Linked DNA regions of Homo sapiens: region 1 is linked to region 2. The links are chromatin loops, found by intact Hi-C in ENCODE. Cell type or tissue: OCI-LY7. All regions are shown on one strand. Links, peaks and the distances in the headings refer to the core of each region. The heading gives the core; the rest is flanking DNA. Region 1 overlaps ST6GAL1 (ST6 beta-galactoside alpha-2,6-sialyltransferase 1). Region 2 overlaps ST6GAL1 (ST6 beta-galactoside alpha-2,6-sialyltransferase 1).

Region 1 (15,757 bases), core at 6,143-14,142, 64 kb after region 2:
GATCTGTCTCAGGCATTGAATCAGAGGGATGTGTGACTTTGGACAAATTATTTTACCTTTCTCTGCCTCATTTCTTCATCTAAAATCAGGTGACAGCAATGTCTCCCTGTAATATTGCAGTGGGGATTAAATCTGTTAATACTTGAAAAGTGCTGAGATCAGTGCCTGGCACATAAGTAGTGCTCAATAACTGTTGTAAACCTGGGTTTGGATCTCACTTCCATTGCTTTCTGGAGGCCCACTTTGGTCAAATGGCTGACCTTTCTGGACTTCAGCTTCATCTGTAAAATGGGATTATGGCATCTACTTCAGCATCATGTTAGGGGTTTAAGTGAGAAAATGCATTTCACACAGTGTCCTGCACATAAAGGGCCCACCATATATGTAATGAAAAACAAACAAACGGCCGGGCTCAGTGGCTCACTCCTGTAATCTCAGCACTTTGGGAGGCCCAGGCGGGCAGATCACGAGGTCAGGAGTTTGAGACCAGCCTGGTCAACATGGTGAAACCCCGTCTCTACTAAAAATACAAAAATTAGCCGGGTGTGGTGGCGCGCGCCTGTAATCCCAGCTACTCAGGAGGCTGAGGCAGGAGAATTGCTTGAACCCGGGAGGCGGAGGTTGCAGTGAGCCGAGATCACGCCACTGCACTCCAGCCTGGACAACAGAGTGAGACTTTGTCTCAAAAAAAAAAAAAAAACCCAAAAACAAAACAAACAAACAATGTTTTTAGCTTTATTTTCTACTCTACCAAAGAGAGAGCTTTGTTGCCTTATATTGGTGTTGTAATTAGCTGTTAGATCTGACCATATTTTCTGTTATGGTGTATTTTTAAGTCCACATTCTAGGTTTAAGGCCATCTTGAAACAAATGGGAGGCAAATCAACATTTTCGTGTGTCTGAAGCTTTTAATGTAATTTTGTTTTGGAGATGAATGAGCTCATAATTCCACAAAGAAGGGATGATATTTCATATACTTATTAGTTTAGTGATTTCCCTCCCACACTTAGTGTCAAACTGTCAGGTTTATGGAAGCTATCAAATGTTTCTTTATGCTCAGCAGCACAGATCAAAGTTGTCTACATGATAAGGTAAAAAACATATTCTTTAGGAAATGCAAAGAAATGACCCAAAAGACCCTTGAGCACAGCTCATTCCTCTCCCTGGTCTGTCCAACTTTCCCTCAGGAAAAGTCAATGTAGTCATTATGTCTGGAAAATGCCAAGGACTTCTTTCCCTCATTTTTTACATGGCCTTGCACTCTGTGAGGCATTGGCTGGGAGGTTCATTGTGGCTTTCTTGCCGCTAAGCATCTCCTCTCTGCCAACATCTCATCAATTCCTGTCTGTGCCAATTACCTTTGCTTAGGATTTGGGGTGAGGAAAGTTGTGTGATTTGTCTGTTTCTGTTTCTGGGTAAAATCTCAACTCTGGGCGTATCAGCAGAAAGGGTTCTGAAATGTCCCTTGATTCAGATGATTCTGAATCAATAGCATGTATGTGTGTGTGCATAATTACCCTTACCCAGAAAATTCTCCATTATAATTCTTTAAAAGCACAGGTTCACAAATTATTAGAAAGTATATTTTGTATACTATTTACGGTAGCAAAATATCAAATGCAAGAAGCAAGTTTAATTAAAGATAGGCAAGACATTTTACTGAAGAATATAAAACATTAGTAAGAGAAATAAAACAATGGCTTATGCAATTATGGAAACTGACAATTACCAAGATCTGCGACTGGCAAGGTGGAGGCCCAGGAGCAGCAATGGTGCAGTTCCAGTCTGAGTCCAAAGGCCTGAGAACCAGGGAAAGCCAATGGCGTAGTTCTAGTGCAAATGCCAGTTGGCCTAAGGCCTTTCAGTTTGAGTCCAAAGGCAGGGGGAAAAAAACCCCAAAACCAAACCAAACCAAAACAACAACAGCAAAAACAATGCCCCAGCTCAAGGCAGTCAGACAGGAGGAGCTCCCTCTTACCTGTGGGAAGGTCAGCCTGTTTTACTGTATTCAGGCCTTTAACCGATTGGATAAGGCCCACCGTTAGAGAGGGGGCAATCTGCTGTACTCAGCCTGCTGATTCCAGTGCTAATTTTATCCAAAACAACCTCATTGAAACACCCAGAATATTTGACTAAATATCTGGGTACTCTGTGGCGCAGTCCAGTTGACACATAAAATCAGCCATCACCATCAATTTGGGGGAAAATTGACATTTTAACAAAATTGAATCTTTCAGTTGATCAGCATGGTATATATCCTCCATTTATTTAGATCTTTTATTGCTCTCACTAGTGTTTTGTAGTTTTCAGTAAAAAGTCTTGCCTATCTTTAATTAAATTTGCTTCTTGGCATTGGATACTTTGCTACTGTAAACAGTATATAAGATATATTTTCCAATGATTTGTGAAATTTTGCTTTTGAAGAATTATAATGGAGAATTTTTAGGAGAAGGATAATTGAAAATCCGTCAGACAGCAGTGAAGTTTAGGAACTACCATTCTGGACATAACCATACATCATTAATAAAATATTCCTTACATCCCTATGCTACTTTATTATTGCCAAAACATTTTTTTTTCCTTTGGTCCTCGTAAGGGTTCTTAGAAAGAGACAGAAGAGCTATTATTTCTACTTTCATACAAGGAAATGTGGCCTCAGGGATTGATGTGGTTTGAATATATGTCCCCACCAAATCTCATGTTGAAATGTAACCCCCAGTGCTGGAGGTGGGGCCTGCTGGGAGGTGTTTGGGTCATGGGTGTGGATCTTTCATGGCTTGGAGCTGTCCTCACAACAGTGAGTTCTCATGAGATCTGGTTGTTTCAAAGTGTGTAGCACCTTCCCCACCACTGCCTCTTGCTTTTGCTTTCGCCATGTGATGTGCCTGCTTCTGCTTCACCTTCCACCATAACTAAAAGCTCCCTGAGGCCTCCCCGGCAAGTGAGCAGATGCTGGCACCATGCTTGTGCAGCCTGCAGAGCTGTGAGCCAATTAAATCTCCTTTCTCTGTAAATTACCCAATCTCAGGTATTTATAGCAATGGAAGAACAGACTAACACAGGGAGACTATCTGAAAGTCCTATGACTAGCAAGTGGCAGAGCCAGCCCCAGAGCCCAGGACTTTTCCTAAGAGAGAGGTCCTGCTTCTGATACCAAAGTTTTTCTATAGAAAGATGGCCTTTTATAAGCATTACTGAGAAGATACCTCCAGGTGCCCAGGAAGAATCTCCTGCTTGTAGCCTCCATAGGCAGTGTAGGAGGAAGGGAAGAAAACAGCAGAGTGGACCAAGGTAGCAATATGTAATACACTAGAGTCGGGAGCGAGAATGATGTCCTGTTAGCTTATACGGCACTTTCGTGCTATTAAGAAAGGATGCCCTTTCAGCCAGTACCAGATGCCATTATGCAGTGAACAACTTGTACAGTCATATGTGACATCCCAGAGAGAAAACAACAAATACAGAAACCTTACTTATTCAGGAATTAATTATTGATGAGGAAGCTAAATTGGTGTTTCTTTCCTTTAGAGAAATTGATTGAAAATACTTCAAGATGATTCAAAGCTAAAAGAGAAGAAATCATCTTTCTTTCTTCTCCCTTTTACAACCTTTCTATCTTCTATCCTTTCTCTTTCTCCTCTTCTTCCTTTCATTACTCAGCACTTATTGAGTGCCAGGGCATGAAAATGCAGAGATAAATGAGGTGGCATCTCTCCCTAGGAGCTTCTAAGTCTTACAAACGTTTTTGACTGCCACCATCAATAAGAAGTACATTTTATGGTATTGCAGTTTTTTTTTTAGGTCTTTCTTTTTTAAGGTTTTTATATATTGAAACATTTATTAATGAAATGATGAGTTCAGGATTTGTTTCAAAATCTAGGGATGTAGGCGTAAGTGGGGTATACACAAAACAGGACTGACCATGAGTTGATAATACTGAAACTGGTCATGGGTCTGTGGGGTTCATTATCTGTCATCCATGTTTCTTTTTCTTTTTCTTTTTTTTTTTTTTTTTTTTTTTGAGACGGAGTCTTCGCTGTTTCGCCCAGGCTGGAGTGCAGTGGCGCGATCTCGGCTCAGTGCAAGCTCCACCTCCCGGGTTCATGCCATTCTCTTGCCTCAGCCTCCCCGGTAGCTGGGACTACAGGTGCCCGCCACCATGCCCGGCTAACTTTTGTATTTTTTAGTAGAGATGGGGTTTCACCGTGTTAGCCAGGATGGTCTCGATCTCCTGACCTCGTGATCTGCCCGCCTCGGCCTCCCAAAGTGCTGGGATTACAGGCATGAGCCACGGCGCCCGGCATCTGTCATCCATCTTTCTAATGATCTATTTGAGACAAAAGTTTCATGAAGCTCTACTTTCTCTTATTACATGCAGTGGATTCTGATATTTTAAAATCTTGTTTATTCTCTTTTTAAAAACCTGGTCCTTGTGCCCAAATTGCTTTTGAGATCCACTGATGTAAAATAATACGTATTTTGAAAAACACTGGTGTATCGAGGGAGAGAGGGACCTATAAAATAATTGATTACTGTCAACCAGAAAGTGCTACTAGAATATGGTCAGAGGGCTGTGGGAGCACACAGAAGGGAAGGACCGACCAACAGGGTCCTGGGGAGTCTGGGAAAGCCCTTCAGTAACTTGCATGGAAGAGGAGACATAGGCATCTTTGACAAGATGGTGGGGGGATATCTGACCTTGAGGATGAGGGAAGTGGTGCAAGTGGGGTGAGCCAACCTGAGTTCAGTATGGCTGCAATGTGAGGGCTGTTGGGGAGTGGCAGGAAATGAGGTTACAGATAGCAGCAGCAGCAAAAGTCACTAGTCTTCTGGGACAGCCTAAGGAATTTATATTTTATCTGTGTTTCAGGGAACCATTGGAGGATAAACTGAGAAATGGCCCAGTTCCATTTGCCTCTTACAGAGATCATTCCGTCGGCTCCTTGTAGATAGACCAGTCTACCTCTGTGGTCTGATTTAGAACATAAAACCTAGACCCAAAGGAGAGCCAGTCTGGAAGCCAGATCTAACCTACCTCATGTAATCATGTCCCCACTCTGCCACATGACTTCTCAGATCTACACAGAACACAAATTGGGCTTTTTCAAGTATTTATCAAAACAAAAATTATGGTCACTTTCAGGACATAGGAAGAGGTGAAAATAGAGCCAATTCCCTGTGTGCTCCTTTCCCCTTTTCCCTGCATAGGGTTCTCTCATCTGTAGAGTTACGGCAACCTGTGAGAGATTCATAGTAATCACCTACAGTGTGGCATTTTTCTAGGTGCTTTACAACTATTAACTCACTTAATCTTCATAATAATTCTATGTGGTAAGTATTATTATTATTAATTTCATAGATGAGGAAACTGAGGTAAAAAGAAGTAAGTGATTTGTCTAAGGTCACACATCTAGCAATTAGCAGAGCTGGAATTTTGGCAATCTGGCCCCAAAGTCCACTTTTAACCACCATTGTGCTTCTTGATTAAGTTTGATTTCATTCCAGTCATCTCCTTAGACTCAGATGTTTGAACAAAGAGAATCGTGAAAAAAATTTGGCTTTAAGTTTTATTCTCAAGATTGCCAAATCCCTTTCTTCCCTAATGAGAGGAAGAGGAAAGTTTTCTAGCTGGGAGAAAAAGGATGGCTTCTTAGAAGGAAGTGGTATTTTAGTGGAGTTTTGAAACATGGATGAGAAGTAAATTGCTGAGAAGGATGAGTTGCTAGTACAGCCAAGATGAAATAATCCAACCACAATCTCTACCAATGTTTACAACAGAAAGCTGAATAGGATGCAAAAAACCACATGAAAACTCTGAAAAGTAATAGCAGGCAGGCAGAGTACTGGGTTCAAAACTTGAACAATGACTCACGATGAACATGGATTTGCAGAACAGTGTGGAAAGCTAAGAGTCCGAGATAACTCCATCTTTCTAACTAGAGGAAGCAGGGGGGAAAAGCCACTGGAAGCCAGAGAGTGTGAGGAAATCCCTGAGAGGAGAGAGGTGGAAAAAGGGATCCACAAATTGGACTGACAAAAGTCCTGGGCACACTACAAGGTGTGCATGCATGGAACAGACCCAGGAGGCACAGAAGAGGTTTTGAGAATCTAACTATGATATTAACAACCACCCAAGTCCCAGACAAACTCTTGAATGGAGCATGTGACAGATTGACTCAAATGGCATACCAAAAGCTTTGAAAACTGATCTGACACTGGAGCTAACACTCATAAAAAGTGAGACAGTACTTTCAGTCTGAACCTAAGTGGATTAATTTCCTGGTAAAACAAACAAACAAACAAACATTTTTCAGATGATTTTTAACAGGATTCAGAGTCTCACAACATATTAAAAAATCCAGGATACAATTCAAATTTACTCAATATCAAAACAACCTGGAAAATCTAAACAGTACTCAAAGGAAAAGACAGTTCAATAGGCAGTAACACTGAAATGACTTAGATCGTGAAATTATTAGACAAATAAAGTAGGTATGACCATTCTCCACTCTTGAAATTAGAAAGTTCTTGAAATTAGGAAAGATAGAAGTTCTCAGCAGAGAACTAGAAACTGCAGAATAATCAGATAGAAATTTTAGACCTGAAAAGATGATATGGGCCCAGTAGCGGAATAAATATAACAGAGAAAAGAGTCAGTGAACCTGAAGGTAGATCAATAGAAAGTATACACAATGAAATATACATTATGAAACAAAAAAAAATTGGAGAAAAATGAAAAGCCTTTCATGGTACTGTGGGACAATGTCAAAAGGCTGAAACTTCTTGGTATTGGCATTCCATCTCAGAAGGTAAAAAGAAAAATACTGGTGCAGAAAAAAATATTTGGAGAAAGAGTGGCTGAAATAGTTTCAAATTTAAAGAAAAACGTATCTTCACAAATTGAAGAATCTCAGTAATTTCAAACAGGATACATTTAATAACAACTCCTCAGCCACCTCATAAGAAAACTTCTAAAAACCAAGGATTAAAAAACATTAAGAGCATTAAAATATGACACATTATACGTAAGAAAAGGGAAGGAAGAAAAGAGAAGAAAGGAAGGACTCAAGAAAGAGAGAAAGAAAGAAAAAAGAGAAAAGGAAAGGAAGGAAGGAAGGAAGGAAGAAACCTATTCGAATGACTGTCCATTTCTCATCCAAAACCATGGTGGCCAAAGACGAAGACAGTGAAACCCCGTCTTTAGAATGCTGGAAGAACAAAAAAACTATCCACCCAGAATTTTATATCCAGAAAAAATATTCTTTGGGAGTGAAAGCAAAATAGAGATATTTTCAGGTGATGGAAAACCAAGAGGCTTCATTTCCAGGAGCTCTCCTCTTAAAGAAATACTAATGGAAGTTTTTCAACCTGAAGGGAAGCTGTACTAGAGGAAAAGTTAAAACTTGAGGAACAAAAGAAGAGCAGGAGAAATAATAAATATCTAATACATTCCCCTTGATAAAAATACACACAAACATAAATCTCATGACATGGGTAACTACAAACTACTGGCGATATTTTAGATTTATTTCCTTTAAGTCTTTTTTTTCTGTGAATATGCGTTTCTCTTTTTCTTTTTTGGTTTTTCTCTCTCTGTCTCTTCCTTTCATGTGGACATTTCATAACATATTTAAATATTCCTTTTTGTTGGGATTTGAGGTTGTTTCAGGTTATGCATGGACTGAAGTCAAACTACAGTCTTTGGCAGCATTTCTGATAATTCTTTTTTGGAGATAGAATTACTGAATTAAAAGAAGATGGACATTTTTAATGCTTTGATTCTATTTGTGAAATTGCCCACCCTCCCTCCCTTCTTTTCTTCTTTGCTTCCTTACCTCCCCTCTTTCTTCCTCCCTTTTTCTTTCAACTAAGATTATGTAGTATATAGTTTTATAATATTCTTTATTTATTCAATCTATATTGTGAGCATTTTCCTGTTTTGTTAAAAAGTCAATAATTAAAAAAACTTTTAAGTTTTTAAATTATTTTTAATGGTACTATGGTCGTATTTTTTTAAAGGTACATAATTACATGTTTATGGATGGAATGATATGTCTGGGATTTACTTAAAATACTTAGGGATAGGTGGCTATGAATAAAACATTATTGACCCTGAATTGATAATTGTTGATGCTAGGTAACGGATACATGGTGGTTCATTATTGCTACTTTCTATAGTTTTCTATGAGTGCAATTTTTTATTTTAAAACTTTATCTGAGTGTGGTGGTGTGTGCCTGTAGTCCTAGCTACTTGGGAGGCTGAGGAGGGAGGATGGCCTGAGCCCAGGAGCTCAAGGCTGCAGTGAGCTATCACTGTGCCACTGTCCTCCAGCCTGGGTGACAGAGTGAGACCCGGTCTCTAAAAATAAGTAAGTGAATAAATGTTTTAAAAGTAAAAACTGTAAGAAATGTTTATGAATTTATTTTTAATTGTTCAATCGTGACCCATTGTGGCTGGGCATGGTGACTCACGGCTATAATCCCAGCACTTTGGTAGGCTGAGGCGGGTGGATCATGAGGTCAGGAGTTCAAGACCACCCTGGCCAAGATGCTGAAACCCCGTCTCTACTAAAAAATACAATAATTAGCCAGGCGTGGTGGTGGGCACCTGTAATCCCAGCTACTCAGGAGGCCGAGGCAGGAGAATCGCTTGAACCCGGGAGTCGGAGGTTGCGGTGAGCCGAGATCACGCCACTGCACTCCAGCCTGGGCAACAGAGCGAGACTCCATCTAAAAAAAGAAAAAATTATAACCCTTTGTGTGGACATTTCATAACATATTTAACTTGTCCTCTTTAAAGGAAGAGGACAAGTTAAATTGTCCTCTTGGGAATTGAGGTTATTTCAGGTTATTCATGGGCTGACATAAAACTGCAGTCTTTGCTTCTCTGAATACTTCTTTTTTTGAGATGGAATTACTGGGTTAAAAGAGAATGGTCATTTTTAATGCTTTGATATATTTAATCAAATTGTCCTTCAGAGAAGACGTTCCATGTTATTTTTCCATGAGTTACTTAAAAGTGACCTTGTCAGCTCTATTGTAATTTTTTAGTCTATTAATTTGGTGGGGGAAAGTGTATGTTATTATTTTAATTGAATTTCTTTTATTTCCAGTGACATTGAATCCCCAGCCTGTCACTGAATTGGTTCCCACCCGTTTAGGGAGGAGGCAGAGACAAGAGTAGAAGAAAAATGATTTATTTATTTTTTGAGATGGAGTTGTCCAGGCTGGAGTGCAGTGGTGGTGTAATGCCCAACCTTGTTTTTACTAACCCTGTTTTTAGACTCTCCCTTTTCCTTTAATCACCTAGCCTTGTTTCCACCTGAATTGACTCTCCCTTAGCTAAGAGAGCCAGACAGACTCCATCTTGGCTCTTTCACTGGCAGCCCCTTCCTCAGGGACTTAACTTGTGCAAGCTGACTCCCAGCACATCCAAGAATGCAGTTAACTGATAAGATACTGTGGCGAGCAATATCTGCAATTCCCAGGAATTAGTCTGATTGATAACGCCCAAAGCCCCGCGTCTATCACCTTGTAATAGTCTTAAAGCCCCTGCACCTGGAACTGTTTACTTTCCTGTAACCATTCATCCTTTTAACTTTTTTACCTATTTTATTTCTGTAAAATTGTTTTAACTAGACCCCCCTCCCCTTTCTAAACCAAAGTATAAAAGAAAATCTAGCCCCTTCTTCGGGGCCGAGAGAACTTTGAGCGTTAGCTGTCTCTTGGCCGCCGGCTAAATAAACAGACTCTTAATTCGTCTCAAAGTGTGGCGTTTTCTCTAACTTGGTCAAGTACAACAGTGTGACCTCTGCTTCCCAGGTTCAAGTGATTCGCTTGCCTCAGCCTCCTGAGTAGCTGGGATTACAGGCATATGCCACCATGCCCGGCAAATTTTTGTATTTTTAGTAGGGATAGGGTTTCACCATGTTGGCCAGGCCGGTCTCGAACTACTGACCTCAAGTGATCCGCCCACTTCGGCCTCCCAAAGTGCTGGGATTACAGGCGTGAGCCACCGTGCCCGGAGAAAAAGGATTTATTTTCTCTTCCTCGTTCTTCACTTTGAAGATGAGAGGCAAACACAGACAGATCCCAGATTCAAATCCTGGCTCTACAACTTACTAGTTACTGATTTTGTACCTTTATTTTTCTGACCCTCAGATTTTTTACTGAAGAAATCAGTGCAATCATGAACTGTGAAGTAATAGACATTTATAGAGAAAATGCCTGGGGTGCAATGGTCATTCTGAAAATGGTAGCTTTTGTTGTCCTTGGGAAGCTGAGGCTCAGGATGTGAAACAACCTCCTGCTCTTTTTCAGAGGCGGCAAGGAGCTCAGAGCTGGGTTCCTTCACACAGGGAAGGCCCCTTGCAGGAACTGCTGCTGGTATCTGCGTCATTAATTCTTTACCTTTTATTCTTCCAGGCTCCTGTAACCATTTATCCTTTTAACTTTTTTACCTATTTTATTTCTGTAAAATTTTATTTCTGTATCTTCCATGCCCTGCTGGGCATGAAGGCAGCTATCACAGGCCAGGAAATTCATGTTAGGGAATTGGGTCATCTTAGGGAACTAATTCAAATTGCTAATGGTATTTATTTGATTCAGTGGAAATGCACCTTGCAGTACTTGATTCGGAGGACTGGGTTGAATTTCGGGAGGGTTTGTTTGACATTGTCTCATCTTACTCTCTGGAGCAGGATTCAGACCTGGAACGCTCTCTTTCCAGGGCAACCTAGCCAAGCTATGGTCTCTGCCTCAATTTATTGCCCTTTCCCCAGGACTCACATCTTCCTCCCCACTCACTGTTTGCCCAGGCTCCGGTCATCTATGTTAGTCGTGCTCTTGCTACACATCTGCCACCTCTTTCAGAAGGTTGAGAGCAGCCAAAACAGAAACGGGAACTGTGGCTCTCAATAAACTGTCTGCTCGCAGACCAAGAGAGAAGCGGGAGTGCTTTGTCTGTATTTACTGCATTTTTTTTCATTTTTTTTTTCTTTTTTTGAGACAGGGTCCTGCTCTGTCTCCCAGGCTGGAGTGCAGTGGCACGATCTCGGCTCACTGCAAGCTCCGCCCCCCAGGTTCAAGTGATTCTCCTGCCTCAGCCTCCTGAGTAGCTGGGATAACAGGCGTGCGCCACCATACCCAGCTCATTTTTATATTTCCAGTACAGACGGGGTTTCAATATTGGTCAGGCTGGTCTTGAACTCCTGACCTTGTGATCCATCCACCTCAGCCTCCCAAAGTGCTGGGATTACAGGCAAGAGCCACCTCGCCCAGCTGCACTTTTTAAGGTTATTTGAACACCAAGCAATTAGTGCTTCTGGGCCCAGGCTAACAGATGAGGCCAGAAAACCCCACCACACTCTCTCAGTCCTGAGCAAGGGTGCTGCTGATCGGGCACAGAGCCATTTCTCCTGAAATCAAGACTGGGTGCCAGGCCGTAGGGCTGCCAGCCTGCCTGTGATTTCTCTCTGGGACCATCTCAGTGATTTCCTGTTTTCTTCCCCTGAGCACATTCAGTGCAAGAGGTCTAAGCATGAGGGTGGGAGGTGCGGTGAGTTTGGCCTGTTTTCCAAATGGAGGGGAAATCCAGGGAAGTCAGCAGGCTTCACTGTGAGTCGTCGGGTCTACCAGCGTTTCCTATGTCAGGCCGTGAGCACCTGCTCTGTGGAAATGAAAGCAAATCTTCTCCACCAGGCAGGGGCTGCAGAGGGCTGGCAGGGGTGAGGTGGAAGGGCTCAGGGAGAATTTAACAATGTTGTGTTTTCATCTTGATGATCACACAAAAATGATTCTGTACCAGTCACGAAGACTTCAATTCATAATGGAGGAGACCTTTAGCGTCTTAAGTGTTTCTTGAACACTGTTTCTTTTTCCTCTTTAAAATGGGAGCTGACTTAATCTGTAAGCCTTATTTCTTATGGCTCTATAGAAGTGATGAAATAACAGCACTGTCTGGAGAGACTTAAAATAACAAACATTTCCTCTGCACAGTTTAAAGCCTTCTCCCATCTATTACTTCCCCTGTGCTTTCCCATAACTCTGTGAAATAGGGACTATTAAGCCCTTTTTTCACATGAGGAAACAGAGACTCAGAGAAGATAAGTGACTTTTCTGAGGACACACAGTGATTTGGTTGGAGAGCTGGAGGACCTCACATCTGTGCCCTGGTTTCAGGCTTTTTCTATTAGTTCAGTCTTCACAGTGACACACCCTTGACCCTGCCTCCCACGAGGGTCCCACGTTCCTATTCTCTTTGCTGTGGAGCAGTGTTTGAAATAGCTAACACTAAAAGTGGCAACTATTGTTTTGTTTTGTTTTTGTTTTTGAGACAGGGTCACCCTCTGTCACCCAGGCTGGAGTGCAGTGATGCAATCTCAGCTCACTGCGACTTCCACCTCCTGGGTTCAAGCTATTCTCGTGCCTCAGCCTCCTGAGTAGCTGGGATTACAGATGTGCGCCACCACGCCTGACTAATTTTTGTATTTTTAGTAGAGACGGGGTTTGACCATGTTGGCCAGGCTGGTCTCTGACTCCCGACCTCAGGTGATCCTCCCACCTTGGCCTCCCAACGTGCTGGGATTACAGGCATGAGCCACCGCACCCGGCCGCAAATACTGGTTTTGTTGAGATGAACATCAAGGTCTCGTGTTTAGCCAAAGATAAATACTGATTCATGACACTCCGGAAAATTTCATCTCATCCTTGAAAATGAAGACTTTTCACACCCAACAGCGGTCAAGCCGGGCCTCAGCCTTCTGACCCTCCTCCCCTGCTTCCTGGCAGGTACAGGTTTGCCAGCTCTCATTTATTAAGCACCTGGCATGTGCCAGGCACTGCACAATCCTTACTTCTAACCCTCACTGCAGTCCTGTGAAGTAGGTGCTTTTGCACACATTTTACAGATGAGGAAACTGAGACCCCGACTGTCATGTAATTTGCCTAAAATTGCATGCTGATTAATAATAAAGCCGGGATCCAAATCTAGATTTGTCTGACTCCAAGTCTTGGTGCAAATGAAATTCAGCACCATTCCTCCAAACTGAGCCTTGTCTGAGGGTCTTTTGCCTTCTCAGTCTTGGTCTTTGGTCCCCTTTAGTTTTTTCTGGGCCCACCGTTTTGAGCTCCCAGTTACCAGCCTCTTGATTGAATTGATTGACCTGGATGGATGTGGTCAAAACAGGCAACTTCACAGCTCTGCCTTTCCCAGGCCAGCACTGGGGTGAGGTGTGGGGAGGGCAGGCAGCCCAGGGGCAGCTCTGTTCCTTCTTTGGGCCTGCTTCTTACATCTCCATCCTCCTAAGTCCACATTCTGTGCTTGGTCAGCATGCAGGAGTTGGGACTGTTTTGAGGACTTGCTTATGGGTTGTGGGGAGGGAAGGGCACTGGCATGATTGCAATACATTCCTGGGCAAGACATCTGGCCTCTCCCATTTGCGGTTCCTTCATCTATAAAATGTTAACACAGTGTGTCAAAATGTTGATGTTCTCGAGTGACTTTTCCTGAGATCTTTGCCAATTCTCAAATCAACATCCTTATGGTCATTGTTGCCAGGATCTCATTTATTGTGTACAGTAGCCTAAGAGGAGGCATTTTGTTCTTGCTTGACACATGACAAAATCACACACATGCCACCAGAGCACATAATTCCCCCTTACACCGTAAATACAATCAAGCACACCTGAAAATCTAAGTGATTTCTTCCTTATTGATTCCACGAATAAAAGGCAGTAGGGATTTCTAAATTTGTTAAAGGAAATTCATCACTGAGTGTAAATTCTCCCTAACATGGACTAGCAATTTTGTTTCTCTGGGAGCCATAATTCACAAGCCAACAGGTATTTCTGTCACTTCCTAATACATGGAGGGTACAGCATCCCCTGCACACTGGGTTCCAGCCTGAGTGTGAACTCTCTTGCGTACGAAGGGACTGGCCCCTGTGTGCTTCTTACTGCACGCACTTCATAATTACTCCTTAGCAGACTTAGGCTGTTTCATGTCTAGGACCTTCGGAGTTATTCTCAAAAGTAAAAATCCCAAATGTTGATTCTGTAAATACCAAGGGTCAACTATAATATTAGCAATGATCCAGGGCTGCTGGAGGATTCAATGAGATAAAATGCTAAGTGTCCAGCATCCTAAGTGTGCTCTGGGCTTGGGACCTTGCACATTCACTGAAAATCACTGAAATTCCAGGGTTAGGTGGGCATGGCTTTGGCTGAAAGAGTCACAGGTCAAACAAGATGATCATCTTAGTACAGGCATTAAGAGTGCAGTCTTTCCTGGGTGCAGCAGCTCACGCCTGTAATCCCAGCACTTTGGGAGGCCGAGGTGGGTGGACTGGTTGAGCCCAGGGGGTTCAAGACCAGCCTGGGCAATGTGATGAAACCTGTTTCTACAAAAAATTACAAAAATTAGATGGGTGTCGTGGTGTGTGCCTGGAGTCCCAGCTACTTGGGAGGCTGAGGTGGGAGGATTGGTGGAGGCTGGGAGGTCGAGGCTGCAGTGAGCTGTGATTGAGCCACTGCATTCCAGCCTGGGTGACACAGTGACAACTTGTCTCAGGAAAAAAAAATAAAAATAAATAAAAGAGTACAGTCTTGGATTCAGACAGTTCTGGGTTCAAACCTTGGCCCTGCCATTTACTAGCAGAAGTCCTTTAACTTCTTTGAGATTCAGGTTTCTTATCTGTGAGATGGAAAGGATAACACGGTACCGGCTTTGGAGGACTGTGGTGAGATTGAATGAGCTGTCGGATGTCCAGACCTGGCACAGTGCCTGGCACGTGGGAACCCCCTAGGAGGCAATCACAGTCACTTTTCATCCTTCCTTTCTTTCTGTACAGAGCCGCAGACCCAGCAGGTGCTTCATGCTTGTTGATGATTTCAGTTCCTGTCTAAAACCATTTTCTTGTTTACAAAATAACCATCTTCCACCCCAACACACACCACAAGCCCCCGCGGTGGATGCCAGCCAGACATTCTATTCATCAAGCGCCACTTGCCTATCCTGTGCTTGGCAGTGCTAAAAAGGAGACAGAGAAGGGATATAATCTTATTTTTCTGACTGGAAAAATAAGTTTCCCACACGCAGCACCTGGAGAAGAGTGCGGGAGTGCAGGAGAGTGTGTGTGCATGTCAGGAGTGTGAGTGGAAGTCGACACTGGTGGAGGACTCCTCACTGCAGGATCTGAGAAGCTTCCTCCAGGGACATGGGCTGGATCTGGGGCTGCCTTTGGGGACCTAAAGTGAAGGGAAAGAGTAATGCGGGAGGCAGTTCGAGGTTGAGATGAACCATTGAGTGATGACTTCTGTGGATCTGTCCCCCAAAGAAAAATGTCCAAACGTTGGTCAACATGCTCCATTAAGCACCCAGAAAGTGCAGATATAAAATGTTCTTCAGGTGTGGTAAGGAGGAAGCAAATGTGAAAACCCCCAGAGAACCAGCCCCTGCCTCCCAGGAGGCAATGATGTGGGCCAAGAGCAGAAGTTGAGTTCTGGCCTTGGCCTGGGATTGCTCAGAGGGTAGCAGCCCCTTTGCCCAAGAGATTGAGCTGCAGCCGTGTTGCTGCCTCTTCATTTGGTGACCAAAGACAAGACAAGATCACCACGTGGGGAGGAGACAGAAGTGAAAGGCCCACCTCAATGCAAGGGTGATTAGCTCTTTCTCCAGCAGTACTGACTCACTTTGGCCTACTAATCAATGTGAATTCTTCATAACAGGCGATCCCCTTTGAGTCCAGGAGGACAGAGT
Region 2 (15,757 bases), core at 3,290-11,289:
ACATTTATATATGTATTTGTGGCTATATGCAAATACATTTTTAAAACTCAGTAGATGGATTACAATCAAACTTGTTCAACCCGTGGCGTGGGGGCCGCATGTAGCCCAGGATGGCTTTGAATGCGGCCCAACACAAATTCGTAAACTTTCTTTAAAAATTATGCGTTTTTTTGTGTTTTTCTTTTTTCTTTAATCTCATCAGCTATCATTAGTGTTAGTGTATTTTATGTGTGGCCCAAGATAATTCTTCCAGTGTGGGCCCAGGGAAGCCAAAAGATCGGACATTCCTGGCATTATACTAGTCCATTTACAAACTTGCCTTGTTCATTTTACTGTGTGTATTGGAGGTCTTCCCATGTCAGTGTTTTTTTTTTTTTTTTTCATAGCTGCATTGCATTCTATATTTTGAATGTGTTTACCTTACCAATCTTCTGTTGATGGACATTTATGTATTCCCATAAAAATATATTTCTAAGTGTTTTTAGACCTCAAACATATGGAGAGATGGTTGTAAATGTCAGTGGGTTAAATGAACCTAGTCCATCAAGTTCTGGAAAGGATGGTGAGAGAGTGGGCACAGAAACACTGGGGTCTGCACTCTGGAAAGCTGAATTGAAGGGCTCTCAGGAAGCTACCAAGAGGCTGTTTGCATGGAAGGTTATTTTTGGAGATAGCCTGCCTGGTTTGGTGTCCTCAGCTTCAAGTGCAAACACTGAGCTGCGTCATCACGTTCCCCTCCCCTTCCCACCATCCTTGGGCCTTCCAAGTTTGTTTCTGGTCTCAGGGTCAGGAACAGGACCTCGTGGGAGAACTGGCACTTAAGTGGTAGGGAGGGAGGAGAGAGAACTGAAGAAAAGGAGTGTTTGATCTCGGGCTCTGGAGGAGGAATTGTTACAGTTATATTGTACTTTGTCTGGTTGTTCAAACCTACCTGGAGTGTTATGCTTCCCTGGGTCCCCTCCAGAGAGTGATAAAATGATGCACACCCAGAAATTGGCTACTTGGATGACAGTGGCTTAGGACAACATATCGGAGGTGGAATAAATGTGGAAACTAGGACTTTCTAGTCTGCAAGAGATAAAAATAAGAGGCATCCTTTTCATGCGGAAGAAATCACACTTCATTACAGTCACACTGAGTGGCTGCTGCAGACGGGAGAAGCAAGATGGGCGGGGGGTGAGGAGGGGAAAGAGTTGCAGGAAAACAAATAAGGAAGAACTGACTTAACGGAGCTACCCAACAATGGAACAAGCTGTGTTACAAGGAAGCCACTGCCGTGTTATAAAGTGATCCAAGCAAAAGTTGCAAGTAGGCTGGGCACGGTGGCTCATGCCTGTAATCCCAGCACTTTGGGAGGCCGAGGCAGGCGGATCATGAGGTCAGGAGATAGAGACCATCCTAGCTAACACAGTGAAACCCCGTCTCTACTAAAAATACAAAAAATTAGCCCGGCGTGGTTGTGGGTGGCTGTAGTCCCAGCTACTCGGGAGGCGGAGGCAGGACAATGGCGTGAACCCAGGAGGCCGAGCTTGCAGTGAGCCGAGATCATGCCACTGCACTCCATCCTAGGCGACAGAGCAAGACTCCGTCTCAAAAAAAAAAAAAAAGTTGCAAGTAAACTTGTTTGCCATCAGAGGACTTCTGCATTGCAGAGGGGTTGACCTCAATGGCCACTTAGGCCCCCTGCAGCTTTGAGAGTCTGTGACTATGGGGCAAGAAGCAGAAAGGTGCAAACTAGAACTAAAGGGGTGGGACAAGTTATAGACAATGTAGTGAAGTAGTTTTCACCTGCTCTGAAAAGGTGGAATAAGATGGAAGCCATCAAAGGAGGCTTAAGCCTTGTTTCCCTTGGATCTTGGCAACTCTCTCCCTGTTCTGTCCTTGGCTTCAGCTCCCTTTGACCTTGTATTCTTAAATTATTTCCACAGGAATAAATACCTTACGTACACTTTAGATGATCAGGAAATCTGGCACCTGGAAAAGAACTGCATGTCCCAGGAGGATGGTTGTAAGTTTTTTCATTGCAGTCTTTGTAAATCTGCATCCGTCTGTTGGTTGATGGAGTTTTCCTTAGTACAGTGCCGAGCTTCCAGCTTTAATTTTAGGAATGCTGTACCCTTTACAACCTCTCGATGGTCCTCTGTGCTGGAATCGAGGGCACCCACCGTGTTTAAGGCTGATCCCTTTCTTTCCTGCAAGTGAAGAAGAATGTTTTGACTTAAGTCTTAACCAAGTCTGGTGAAGGAAACGTGGCAAAATTTACCATCTTCTGGGCTTTTGCTGTGTGCCTGGCCCTGATTAGGCATGTTGTGTGTTCTCTCATCCAATCATCACAGGAAGATCTGCTGTGTCGGTATCATTAGCTCCATTTTGCAAATAAGAAAACCAAGCTTCAGAAAGGGCTAGAAACTCATCTAAAGTTTCAGGTGCCCACCACTACGCCCAGCTAATTTTTGTATTTTTAGTAGAGATGAGGTTTCGCCGTGTTGGCCAGGCTGGTCTCAAACTGCTCACCTCAGGTGATCCACCGACCTCGGCCTCCCAAAGTGCTGGGATCACAGGTGTGAGCCACTGTGCCGGGACTGCAGTGCTCATTTTTAGAACATAGATCCAAATAATCCCCATAGTCTGTTGCTTCCAGAGCTTAGTTGAAGGCAGATATGCACATATTAATTACAATATAGTGTGATAAATATTATGATTTGGGTGTGCACAGATGATGGGAAGAAGATCCAGTAAGTTTGGGAAAGATTTCTGGAAGAGGCAACACACAAGCTGTGTCTTAGAAAGTAGTAGCTGTTAGCCTCTGGGAAATGAGCATTTTTGAGGCAGGGGAAGGCTGCAGGAGCAAAGATTTGAGGGTGAGAAATGGCTCATTGTATATGTCAGGGAAACACTAGCAGGTTGATATTCCTGGAGAGAAATGCATGAGGCATGAAGTGGCGGGACTTGAGGCTGGAACCATTACATGTGTTATTTAATAGAATTTTCATAACACTGCATACACTATTATTATCTCAATTTTTTATTTTATTTTATTTATTTATTTTTAGACGGAGTCTCGCTCTTGCTCAGGCTGGAGTGCAGTGGTGCGATCTCGGCTCACTGCAACCTCCGCCTCCCGGGTTCAAGCCATTCCCCTGTCTCAGCCTCCTGAGTAGCTGGGATTACAGGTACACACTACCATGCCTGGCTAATTTTTGTATTTTTAGTAGACATGGGGTTTCACCATGTTGGTCAGGCTGGTCTCAAACTCCTGACCTCGTGATCCGCCCGCCTCAGCCTCCCAAAGTGCTGGGATTACAGGCATGAGCCACCATGCCCGGCCTATTATCTCAGATTAATAGGCGAGGAAACAAAGGTTGAAGGAGATTCAGTGACTTGCTCAAAGTCAGACCGTGAGTGTGTTGAGTTGCGTGGTCTTGAACATAGGCCTGCTTGCCTCCAGAGCCCATGTCTCAGCCTCCACTTCAGTGCCTGCAGAGGCAGGCTGTGAAAGTCTGGCTTGCTGGCTAAGACGATTGTTCCCTCTCTTTTAATGTTTCAAGGACAACATCCCTTGCCGAATCCTCTTCTTTCAACCTGCCTCATGGTGTTACCCAACTTTTTGTTAAATTGGGACTAGTGGGTCTGATGTTGACAGGTTTTCTGAGTCTTGGTTCTAGGGTTCACCTTCCTTTTTATCCAGCCAATCAGTAATCCAGAAGTCTTCAAATAAAATCTTTATGTGCCCAACCACGTGTGAAGAGGGAGAAGATTCATCTCGTTTCTCAAAAGATCCAGGTTTATTTGTGAGCCCAGGTAGTGCCTGCGAATCCTTTAGTTTGGAGAAACACTTTGGGGACTGGAACAGGAACAATCACAGCTGGCTGGAGGAACGTGGGGTAATGGGCCTTGAGCTGTCCCTTTAAGGATGAGTAGGAGTTGGGAAGGTGGAGGGCATAACATATGAGCAAAATTATTGTCTCACTTAATGGTGAATGGGACATCTTTTGCCTATTCTCCCCATCCTCCAAGATAATTCCTGGGTTAGAGTTGGCTCTCGGGTAGGAGAGGCAGTATGGGGAATTCATTCATGCAAAATCAAGATTATTGAAAACTAATTAATTGGATCCCAAAGACAAGATGATGAAACTACTCAATGAAATAAAAAAGGTAATTACAGAGCCAAGGAAGACATTGGGGATAAAAACAATGTCATTACAGAAAAAGTTACCAGGAAACATAACAGAATCTGTTGAAAATGAAATTGCTAACAGAGAAGGAAGGCTTGAGGAAAATCACAGCCTATGCTGAGAAAAAAGATAACGCACTTAAATCAGAGATCTAAAGATCATACAAAGGTGGGCCTTCAAAAGGGTAATTGGAGAGTCTGCGGAGGCACTCGTCGCTTTTGCTCATATTCCATTGGCCAAGACTTAGTCACATAGATAGACACACCTGGCTGTAAGTAACTCTGGGAAAAAGTCTCCAGCTGAGAGGCCATATGCCTTCTTAAAACTCAGTTTTGGGGAAAGCTTTCTACTACTGAAAGGAAAACCTGGATATTGGGATCAACTAGTATCTGCTTTAAGGGAAGTCATGTTGGTCTCAGACATGACTGAACAGGTTTACAGAGGCCAGGTGAGGTGGCTCATGCCTAAAATCCTAGCACTTTGGGAGGCAGAAGCCTGCGGATCGCTTGAGGCCAGAAGTTTGAGACCAGCTTGGGCAACATAGCGAGACCCTAATGAAAATCATCAGCTGGGTGTGGTAGTGCATGCCTGTAGTCCTAGCTACTTGGAAGACTGATGTGGGAGGATCCCTTGCCCAGGAGCTCGGGGCTGCAGTGAGCTATGATTGTGCCACTGTGCTCTGGGCTGGGTGAAAGAGCAAGACCCTGTCTCTATTTAAAAAAAAAAAAAAAAAATTGTTTACAGAGTTCTGGGGCAAAGGCAATGGGACTGAAGAATTTTACACTCAAATTACTTTGCAAGTATGTCAGGCAGACATCCTCACACTTGCAAGAATTTAGGGAATCTAGCACTGAAGAGGCCTTCTCAGGAAACCCACTTGAGGAAGAAAAAGATTAATCGACAAACATACTTAGAAGGCATAGTGGAAGGTCAATTGGTGAACTCTTAATCCGTTCAAATAGAGAAGCAAAGCTAAGCAGGGGCAGGGATGGGCAGTGAGGACTAAGGAACAGAATGTGAGGAAGTAGAAAGAATATACCAGAAATAGGGGGTTAGGGGAGACGTGAGGAGATGTTAAGTGCTAACTTTAATTAGAAGTGTACCTTTTCCGGCTGGGCACGGTGGCTCATGCCTGTAATCTCAGCACTTTGGGAGGCCAAGGCGGGTGGATCACGAGATCAGGAGATCGAGACCATCCTGGCTAACACAGTGAAACCCTGTCTCTACCAAAAAAAAATACAAAAAAATTAGCCAGGCGTGGTGGTGGGCACCTGCAGTCTCAGCTACTTGGGAGGCTGAGGCAGGAGAATGGTGTGAACCTGGGAGGCGGAGCTTGCAGTGAGCCGAGATCGCGCCACTGCACTCCAGCTTGGGTGACAGAGCAAGACTCCGTCAAAAAAAAAAAAAAAAAAAAGAAGGGTACCTTTTCTGGCCGGGCGCGGTGGCTCATGCCTGTAATCCCAGCACTTTGGGAGGCCAAGCGGGTGGATCACCTGAGGTCAGGAGTTCGAGCCCAGCCTAACCAACATGGTGAAACCCCGTCTCTACGAAAAATACAAAAATTATTTTGTACTGGGCATGGTGGCGGGCGCCTGTAATCTCGGCTGCTCGGTGGGGCTGAGGCAGAAGAGTGGCTTGAACCCAGGAAGCGGAGGTTGCAGTGAGCTGAGGTCGTGCCACTCTAGCCTGGGCGACAGAGTGAGATTCCATTTCAAAAAAAAAAAGTGTTCCTTTTCCTTATAAAATAAAATAATAAAATTAGCTATTTTATTTTACTTTTAAAAAACTTATTATTATTATTTTTTGAGACAGTGTCTCATTCTGTCACCTAGGCTGGAGTGCAGTGGCGCGGTCACTGCTCACTGTAGACTCGATCTCCCGGGTTCAAGTGATCCTCCCGCCGGCCTCCGAAAGTGTTGGGATTACAGGTCTGAGCCACTGCTCCTGACCCAAAACAGCTATTGTGTAAAGCAATCCCCATCTATCCTTTCACGCATGCTTTCTTCCATCTTTCACACTTCTATCCATATACAGATATAGAGACTTGAGGAATGATACTAATTCATTTATTTTTTCCTGGATAGAGGGCTCTTGGGTGATTTTTAGCTCTATATAGTTTTGCATATTGATTGACATTTTATAAATAATGAACTAGTCTTACTTAAATCAGACCACTGAAGCTATTCTGAAAGGCACCATTAAAAACTGGTTCCTGGGGAGTGAAGAGTGGGAACGGAGATACAGATGGATGAACACTGTGGGGGATTTGAGAGTCAGTTATGCAAACACCTCACTCTAGGCAGAACAAAATACGTTATCAATCAGATGGACAGCTGGGGATTGGGGCCCACACGACAATGGAAAAGGTTTCACCCAGGAGACCGATGGAGTTTTGATAGGTGGAGAATGGGAGAAAGGACCTTTCTGGCCTGGGGGCAGCAGGAACACAGGCCTGGGGATGAAGGGGCGTTGGCATGTCTGGGGTTACTGGGAGCAGTTTGTTGGTGGTTCGTGGTTGGAGAAGCAAGGATGAAGGAAAACATGGCTGCTGTTAATACAGTGTGCACAGCACACTAGATACTACACGTAGATATCTCTAGGTTGCCCAACAACCCTATAGCACAGGTACAATTATCTCTACTGTACACATGAGGGAACTGAAGTTAAGGGTGAGAGATCTGTGCTTGCTTCAGCAGCACATACACGAAAAGTGCAATGGTACAGAGAAGGTGAGCATTAAAAAATAGTGATGTTTATCTGCCCAGAGGCGCATGGTGGTGAGACTGATTTGAGCTCCCTGTGCTGCCTGCACAGCCATGCCCATGGTTTTTCTATTGTGCTATGATTTGTGGTGCACAGAGACCGGAATCAGCCACCTTTATGAAACACAAAATGTAAAAATAATTGTATAGGTAAATATTTTATAAGTAAGTCTATTTTATACATTTACGTTTATGTTTAGATTGGTATTTATTATTATTTACATTTACCTATAAAATAAAACATGGTTTAGATGTAAATTTTGTAGGTAAATTTTTAGGTAAATATAAGAGCCTACATGATGGTCCAGACTCCACCATCCAGCAGCCGTGTGGCCCCAGGCTACTTAATCAGAACCCTAATTTCCTTGCCTATAGAAGGGGATAATAATTGTGCCACTGCCTAGCCTGAGATTAGTTTTTATGTTCAAATTAGATCATAGACGTTAAGGATGAGACAGTTTGAAAGAGGCACACAGAAGGGTTTGTTATTGCGGACACACCCCTTGCTCTGCTGAGAGCATACATCTGTTCAAGCACCCACAGGTGTCTGTGAAAATGTTCACAGTCATAGACACAGCCCCTACAGGGTTGACACAAACAACCTGGTCAACAGGCAAGAAACTGCTTCCCTGACTCAGTTAACCAGCTGGAGGCTGTAATGAAAGGCAGCAGAGAGTGAGGGAGGGAGGAGGCAGGGAGTGTGTCTGGCTCTCTCCCTGCCTGGGTGAGAATCCGCTCTTGCCTGCCTTCCTGGTTGCTGGGGAATTTCTGGGCCAGAGTTGCGTCGGGATGGCTGTCAACAGCTTGGTGAGGGTGGAGGAGGCTGTTCCAGACGTGCCAAGCTACAGGAATGAATGTTGGAGCTGCCACGCCGGCAGGCCCTGCCATGTCTGGTAGACGCCAGTGGTCTGAAAGAGGGACCAGGAAGGATAGGGTTGTCAGGGGACTTCGGTGGCCAGCTTTATTCTCCAGAAGTACCGATGAGGACAAAGCAAGGCCCTGACCTCAAAGAAATTGGGCTTCTGACAACACTTATCAAACTGGGCGGGCAGCCAGACCTCTGCTCTGAGCTAGTGTGGCTGGAGGCACCTGACGTTTGCTCCGGGAAGGATCAGGATGGTTGTAGGGTGTGGGCTGGGGCCTGGTATGCTCTTGGGGGTTCAGAAACTCTAGTGTGTGTGTGTGTGTGTGTGTGTGTGTGTGTGTGTGTGTGTCTGTGTGTGTATGTGGTCGTTGGAGAGAGACCCAGGCTATTCCATATCGCTGAAGAGATCCGTTTCTTCCTTATCTCACTGGTCTCTCTGCTATACCAACACCTTTGGCTCAGCCTCAGCTCCAGCCAGCCTCAGTTCCGGAGGAGCCCCCTCAAATTCATGGCCCACAAAGGAGAGAGAAGACCTCCGATCTCTTGTGCCATGCTCACTATGCTATGTGAAATTTGCTATGTTAGACCTTGACATCCTGGATGGTGGGGATGATGACTGGTTTCTCTGCACAGCCCTGGGCCCAGTATCCTGCCCAGCCCTTAGGAGTCCTCATGGAATGAGCTCAGCTCCCGCGATGCTCCTGTTTGTCCACTGAGGTAAGAACACATCCAGCCACCAGTGAGTTGAGTGGGTGTTCTCTCGGTAAGATCAAGGTGTGACAGCAGGCAGTGAATTTGCAGTAGCCCGTGGTGGGAAGCCCGTGAGGCTGTAGTGGGCCCTCCTGCTCCACCAGAGAGTCATTTTTCCTACCTGCCAATTCTAGCCTTGGAAATAAAAGCCAAGCAGGCGGGTGAAAGAGGGAAAATTCTCTGGGATGGTTCATGGATCTGAGCCCTGGAGGAGAGTCAAGCTTGGGACCTTGTTCTTCTTGTCTTATTTTGGGAACCAGGGTCATAGGAATTTGTTCCAGGTGAGAGAGGGAAGAAGGCAGCTAGGGAGCTGTGACGTGGCAGCCAGGCTGAGTTATCAGTTACCTAAGAGTCTGCCTCAGGGATTGCCTTTGTGGACTGCACAGTGCTGGTTCTGGGAGGAGGCTGGCCTTGGGCCTGAGCTGGAGGTGGTGGCTGACAGTGTGAGGAATGAATCCCCAGAAGATGATTCCTGCCAGAGGGCTTGTGACGGCTCCTTTTTTGCTTTTCACAATGAACATCTTATTCTGGGCTGCAAATTTGGATGAGGGGAAAAAACTGGCCAGGAGGAGATGAACCAAAGGCGTCTCACAGGGAATCCTTCTGTACTTGAAGAGTCCTGCCCTTGTCTCCCCAGCCAGATCCAGTGACTCACAGTAGGAGGGCTTGGAGGCAACTCACTGCCTTCCCTGTTAACTACCGTTTGCAATGTCACCTTCCTCAGAAAGACCTTATCATTCGGAAAAAAAACCACATGCTTTGTAGCCAGACAGACTTGGGTTTAAATTCCAGATATGCCACTTCTCAGGTGTGCAAGCTTGGCAGCTTGGCCTCTCTGGTCCTCAGTTTCCTGTCTTAGTCTATATTCATCCTTTCTGCCTTGTAGCATTGGTGTGAGTCCTAGAGGTAGTGCCTAACCTAGTTTTGGGCACATGGTTGGAGACCAATAAATCGTGGTTATTTTCAATATCACAGCACATGTGAACGGTTATTCTCAGTTATTGTCCACCTGATGGGCCACTTTGCTAGGGGCTGTGAATAGAAAGAGAAATGAGATACAGCCTCTCCCTGGAGGAGCTCTCCATCTAGGAGGAGAGCCAGGCCTGTGGAAGGGGGCACAAAGGAAAGCAAGTTGCACAAGCTGTGGAGGGAGCTGGAGGCAGGGGCAGAGAAGGCCAGAAAAAGAGATGATATCCTCAAAGGCTTTAAAAGAATGAAGAAGAATCTGCCAGGCAGTTGGGGCGGGGGCAGCATTGGATCCACTCATAAGGGAGGGCAGAGCTAACAGTGGAGGCTCCCTGGACAGGTGAGCCCTCGGGCTTCCCCCTCTCTGCTGGCATTTGATCCTACTCAGTTTGGGTCAGGATAGAGTCTGCAGTCATTTTCCAGCAGGTGGTTTTACATGGGCAGGAATCCAGCCAGGCCTGACTGGGGGAGAGGGTGTTGAGGTGGCACTTGTCATCCCAGTGATCTCTCCATAGGTATCTGGGCTCCAGGCTTAGGGCTAGGAGCAGGAGTGGGCCTCCTCAGAGGGAGTGGGACAGATTACCAGGCAGGAACTGCAAAGGCAGAGCTCACTAAAGTGCAGGCTCCAGGTCATGTGGATGGAGGGGCTTCACAAAATGGTACAAAGCGGTTGTTATCAAATTCAGACAGCAGGTAGGTGGGAGGAGGGGTGACCTGTGACTTCTGTGATTTCTGGGAAGTCCACTGACCCTTTATGCAGTGCTCAGTGTCAAATAAAAAGAACCGGAGAAGACCACCTTGATAGTTAAGGATATACATTTGTGGTTTTAGTTATTCACAAATGACTCTAAAGTTCTGTGATATGATATGATTGGGTGAATCATTTGGATGAGATAAAAACAGGATTTTATTTGCTGCATGCATGTTGTGTGTCACCTAGGTGGTGATAAAAACAAACGTAGAAGCTTTCATTTACTGAACTCTTACCATGTCTGGGCATGCTATATGCTTTACAAGTATCTCATTTAGCCCTGGCTAAATCCAGCTCTTTGAACACCATACCTACTCCACAAATCTGAGTGTGACTGTAGAAAAGCATAGTGTCATCCTGAATGGTCCCACTCTAATTCTTTTTTGTTTATTTTTTTTGAGACAGAGTTTTGTTTTTGTCCCCCAGGCTGCAGTGCTATGGCGTGATCTCGGTTCACTGCGTGCAGCCTCTGCCTCCTGGGTTCAAGCGATTCTCCTGCCTCAGCTTCAGGCACCTGCCAACGTGACCCGCTCATTTTTTGTATTTTTAGTAGAGATAGGGTTTCACCATGTTGGTCAGGCTGGTCTCGAACTCCTGACCTCAGGCAATCCGCCCACATCGGCCTCCCAAAGTGCTGGGATTACAGGCATGAGCCACTGCGCCAGGCCGTAATTCTTGGCCATGACTCTTAAGGGGACATTGGTGTTGTAGGCCATGTCGCTTCATTTTGTTGGTCCATTGGTTCTCAACCCTGGCTGTCATTAGTGTTACTGGTGGGAATTATAACACGTATTGCTGCCTGAATTCCTCTCAAACTAACGAAATCAAAGTCTTTGTGAGGTTGACCTGGGCACCAGTATCTCTTTGTTAACCTGTGCTGTTAATTCCAATGAATGATAGTTGAGAAGCATGACCATTCCTCTGTCATCTAGATGACTGTTTCGCACCTTTTTCTCTCTCTTCAAGTCTCTAACACCTTCCCTATCCATACTCTCAGTTGATACCTTGTTTTAAACTTACCTGAAAAAATAATGGCAGTCGGAGGAAAACTTTCATACCTTTTGTCTTAGTCCATTCAGGCTGTGATAACAAAATACCGTAAACAGGGTGGTTTATAAACAAAAGAAATGTATTGCTCATAGTTCTGGAGGCTGGGAAGTCCAAGTTGAAGGCACCAGCAGATTCGGCGTCTGGTGAGAGCTTGCTTCCTAATTTATGGATGGTGCTTTTTCACCGTGTCCTCATGTGCTAACAGGGCTCACTAGTTCTCCAGAGCCTCTTTTATAAGGGTACTACTGTATGAGTCCATGTTGCCTTGCTATAAAGGAAAACCTGAGACTGAGTAATTTATAAAGAAAAGAGGTTTATTTGGCTCATGATTCTGCAGGCTGTACAGGCATGGCACCCACATCATCTTCTGGTGAGGCTTCAGGAAGCTTTTACTCACGGCAGGAGGTGAAAAGGGAGGGGGTGTGCCAATTTTTATGCTCCTGGAGAGAGTTGTCTGCATTTGCACCCTGCACTCCCTCTTCTCTCATTCTCATTTAAACTCAACATGATCAGTCTTTTGTACCCATCACACCACCAAAACCATACCGGTCAGGCTCACCAGTATCCTCTCTTGCCAAATCCAGTGGTCAGATCTCAGTCCCTATCTTGACTGATCAGCAACTTTTGATACAATTGACCATTCCATCCTCCTTGAAATAGTTTCTTCTCTTGGCTTCTGGAACATCACTGTCTTTGCTTTTCCTCTTCTCTCACTAGGTTCTCCTTCTCAGTTCCTTTTCTTGGCTCATTTTCTTTTCTTTTCTTTTCTTTTTTTATTTTTATTGAGATGGAGTCTCACTCTCTTACCCAGGCTGGAGTGCAGTGGCGCGATCTCAGCTCACTGCAACCTCCGCCTCCCGGGTTCAAGCGCTTCTCTGTTGGCTCATTTTCACTTGGTCACTGTGGAGTGCCTCTGGGAGTGGCCCTTGGACTTGGCCTCTTCTCTGTCTCCTCATGCCCTGGCCATCTCATATCATCAATTTCCTGACAACCCTCAATTTATATTTCCAACCCACACCTTTCCCCTGAGTTCCATGCTCAGATATTCAACCATCTACTTGACAAGTTTCCTTAGACATCTAATATACATCTCAAATATGACAAGCCCAAAATCGAACTGCTGCTTTTCTCCCTAAAAGAGCCATCCTCATTTCAGTGGACAACAATTTCATCTTTCCATCTTTTAGGGCTTAAACTCTGGAGTCATTCTAAATTCTCTTTCTCTCATGCTGCACCCACTCTGTTAGCAAACCATGTCAGCTGTGCTTTCACAATAAATTAAGAAACAACTACTTAATTCATCAAATTCATGTTGGTCCAGGACAGAAGACCTGTTCTTTCTCTTAGAATCGTTTCACAACTGAGCCTCCTGCTTGTAGTCTTGCTCCTGTGGTATGTTCTCAAAACAGTAACCAGAGTGATCATTTTAAAAGCTGTAGTGATGTGTCATTCTTCCGCTCAAAAACCAGGAAAGGCTTCCTCTTTTACTCAGAGCTTAGAAAGGCCTACAGGATTCTGTGTGACCCAGCCTTCAGACCCTGCAGACTTCATCTCCTGCTCTTTTCCACCGCTTCATTCTGCTTCACCTCACTGAGCCTACTCCTCAGATATAAAGCACACTTTGGTCTCAGAGCCTTTCCACTGCTTCCTCCAGGCAGGACACCTTCCTTCATGTATCCTATTGTTTTCGTCTCTTCTTCAGGTTTCTATTTAGATGTCACCTTGTCAAACAGGCCATTTGACAGCCTTATATAAGATTATAATCTCCTGCCTGTCTCCTCCCACCGACTTGGCTCTCTCCCTTTTATCCTTCCTTGTTGCTGTTCAATAGCGTAGGTGGCCATCTGAGTTACTACCCTGTGTCTTTTCTCACTAGGAACTTGCTTCCATGAGGGCAAGGATGTTATCTCTTTTGCTCACAGCTATTTCTTTAGGACCCAGAGCAATGCCTCAGGTATCATAGGCATAATCCACATTTGTTGGCTGAATTTAACAAAATCCTCACAATGACATTTCAAAATTAGTTGGAATAACCCAAAATTTATACATGAAGAAACTGAGACACAGAGAGGTTTTTTTTTTTTTTTTAATTTTATTTTATTTTAAGTTCCAGGATACATGTGTAGGATGTGCAGGTTTGTTACATAGGTAAACATGTGCCATGGTGGTTTGCTGCCCCTATCAACCCATCACCTAGGTATTAAGCCCCACATGCATTAGCTATTTATCCTGATGCTCTCCCTCCCCCAGGCCCCCTGACAGGCCCCAGTGTGTGTTGTTCCCCTCCCTGTGTCCATGTGTTCTTATTGTTTAGCTCCCACTTATAAGTGAGAACATATGGTGTTTGATTTTCTCTTCCTGTGTTAGTTTGCTGAGGATAATGGCTTCCAGCTCCATCCATGTCCCTGCAAAGGACATGATCTCTTTCCTTTTTATGGCTGCATAGTATTCCGTGGTGTATATGTACCACATTTTCTTTATCCAGTGTATCACTGATGGACGTTTGGGTTGATTCCATATCTTTGCTATTGTGAATAGTGCTGCGATGAACATATGCGTGCATGTATCTTTATAATAGAAGGATTTATATTCCTTTGAGTATATACTCAGTAATGGGATTGCTGGGTTACATGGTATTTCTGGTTCTAGATCTTTGAGGACTCACCACACTGTCTTCCACAATGGTTGAACTAATTTACATTCCCACCAACAGTGTAAAAGCGATCTTATTTCTTCATAGCCTCACCAACATCTGTTGTTTCACGGCTTTACTAATTGCCATTCTGACTGGCATGAGATAGTATCTTTTTGTGGTTTTGATTTGCATTTTTCTAATGATGCATGGTGTTGAGCATTTTTTCATATGTTTGTTGGCCACATAAATGTCTTATTTTGAGAAATGTCTGTTTATGTCCTTTGCCCACTTTTTAATGGGTTTTTTTTTTCTTGCAAATTTGTTTAAATTCCTTGTAGATTCTGGATATTAGAGCTTTGTCAAATGGATAGATTAGATTGCAAAAATTTTCTCCCGTTCTGTAGGCTGTCTGTTCACTCTAATGATAGTTTCTTTTGTTGTGCAGAAGCTCTTTAGTTTAATCAGATCCCATTTGTCAATTTCTGCTTTTGTTGTAATTGCTTTTGATGATTTTGTCCTGAAATCTTTGCCTGTGCTGATGTCCTGAATGGTATTGCCTACATTTTCTTCTAGGGTTTTTATAGTTTTGGGTTTTACATTTAAGTCTTTAATCCATCTTGAGTTAATTTTTGGGTAAGGTATAAGGAATGGGTCCAGTTTCAATTTGCTGTGTATGGATAGCCAATTTTCCCAGCACCATTTATTAAATAGGGAATCCTTTTCCCATTGCTAGTTTTTGTCAGGTGTGGCAAAGATCAGATGGTTATAGATGTGTGGTCTTATTTCTGAGATCTCTGTGCTGTCCCATTGGTCTGTGTGTCTGTTTCTGTACTAGTACCATGCTGTTTTGGTTACTGTAGCGTTGTAGTATAGTTTGAACTCAGGTGGCTGGATGCCTCCAGCTTTGTTCTTTTTGCTTAGGATTGTCTTGGCTATATGGACTCTTTTTTGGTTCCATGTGAATTTTAAAGTAGTTTTTTTTCTAATTCTGTGAAGAATGTCAATGGTAGTTTAATGGGAATAGCATTTAATCTATTAATTATTTTGGGTGGTATGGCCATTTTCATGATATTGATTCTTCCTATCCACAAGCACGGAATGTTTTTCCATTTGTTTGTGTCTTCTCTTTTTTTTTTCTTTTCTTTTGAGATGGAGTGTCACTCTTGTCACCCAGGCTGGAGTGCAGTGGTGTGATCTTGGCTTATTGCAACCTCCACCTCCCGGGTTCAAGCGATTCTCTTGCCTCAGCCTCCTGAGTAGTTGGGACTACAGGTGCGTGCCACCATGCCCAGCTAATTTTTGTATTTTTAGTAGAGATGGGATTTCACCAGGTTGGCCAGGATGGTCTTGATCTCTTGACCTTGTGATCCACCCACCTCAGCCTCCCAAAGTGCTGGGATTACAGGCGTGAGCCACCATGCCCGGCCTGTGTCCTCTCTTATTTCCTTGAGCAGTGGTTTGTAGTTCTCCTTGAAGAGGTCCTTCACTTCCCTTGTTAGGGGTATTCCAAGGTATTTTATTCTCTTTGTAGCAATTGTGGATGGGAGTTCATTCATGATTTCGCTCTCTGCTTGTGTTTTGCTGGTGTATAGGAATGCTTGTGATTTTTGAGGCGCAGAGAGGTTAAACAACTTTTTCAGAGTAACACAGCTTGCTAGTGTAGAACTAGGACTCAAACCTGCCAAGTGACTGTGTCGTTAGATCGTCTCTCTGTGGAGCCTGGCCTTCCCCCTGCACCCACATCTCAACTGCCTCATTTTTTTCATGTCTTGTTGCAAGCAGCCGGTCCCACAGAGTGAGAAA

What was found. Peaks named below come from ENCODE experiments on the same cell type or tissue, not always from the same donor. Only the 100,000 strongest peaks of a DNase experiment are listed, where the experiment ranks them.
Region 1: it touches region 2 in a loop (3-fold over the local background); 16 of 110 quality-filtered maps call a loop at or near these places.

Annotation. Positions count from the first base shown.
Region 1 is chr3:187,001,272-187,017,028 of GRCh38, forward strand. All of the region lies in intron 2 of ST6GAL1 (ST6 beta-galactoside alpha-2,6-sialyltransferase 1), which reads left to right. Among named protein-coding and RNA genes, the nearest start is that of ST6GAL1, 79 kb to the left of the region's middle. RefSeq lists enhancers at 11,471-11,590, 14,562-14,611, 14,642-14,771. In OCI-LY7, for the core only: no CTCF peak of the experiment used is centred there; DNase peaks (open chromatin) are centred at 10,880, 11,680 and 12,270; H3K4me3 peaks cover 3,673 bases; H3K27ac peaks cover 7,266 bases.
Region 2 is chr3:186,940,420-186,956,176 of GRCh38, forward strand. All of the region lies in intron 1 of ST6GAL1 (ST6 beta-galactoside alpha-2,6-sialyltransferase 1), which reads left to right. Among named protein-coding and RNA genes, the nearest start is that of ST6GAL1, 18 kb to the left of the region's middle. RefSeq lists an enhancer at 1,004-1,505 and a silencer at 15,622-15,757. In OCI-LY7, for the core only: no CTCF peak of the experiment used is centred there; DNase peaks (open chromatin) are centred at 6,432, 6,822 and 7,502; H3K4me3 peaks cover 1,920 bases; H3K27ac peaks cover 6,031 bases.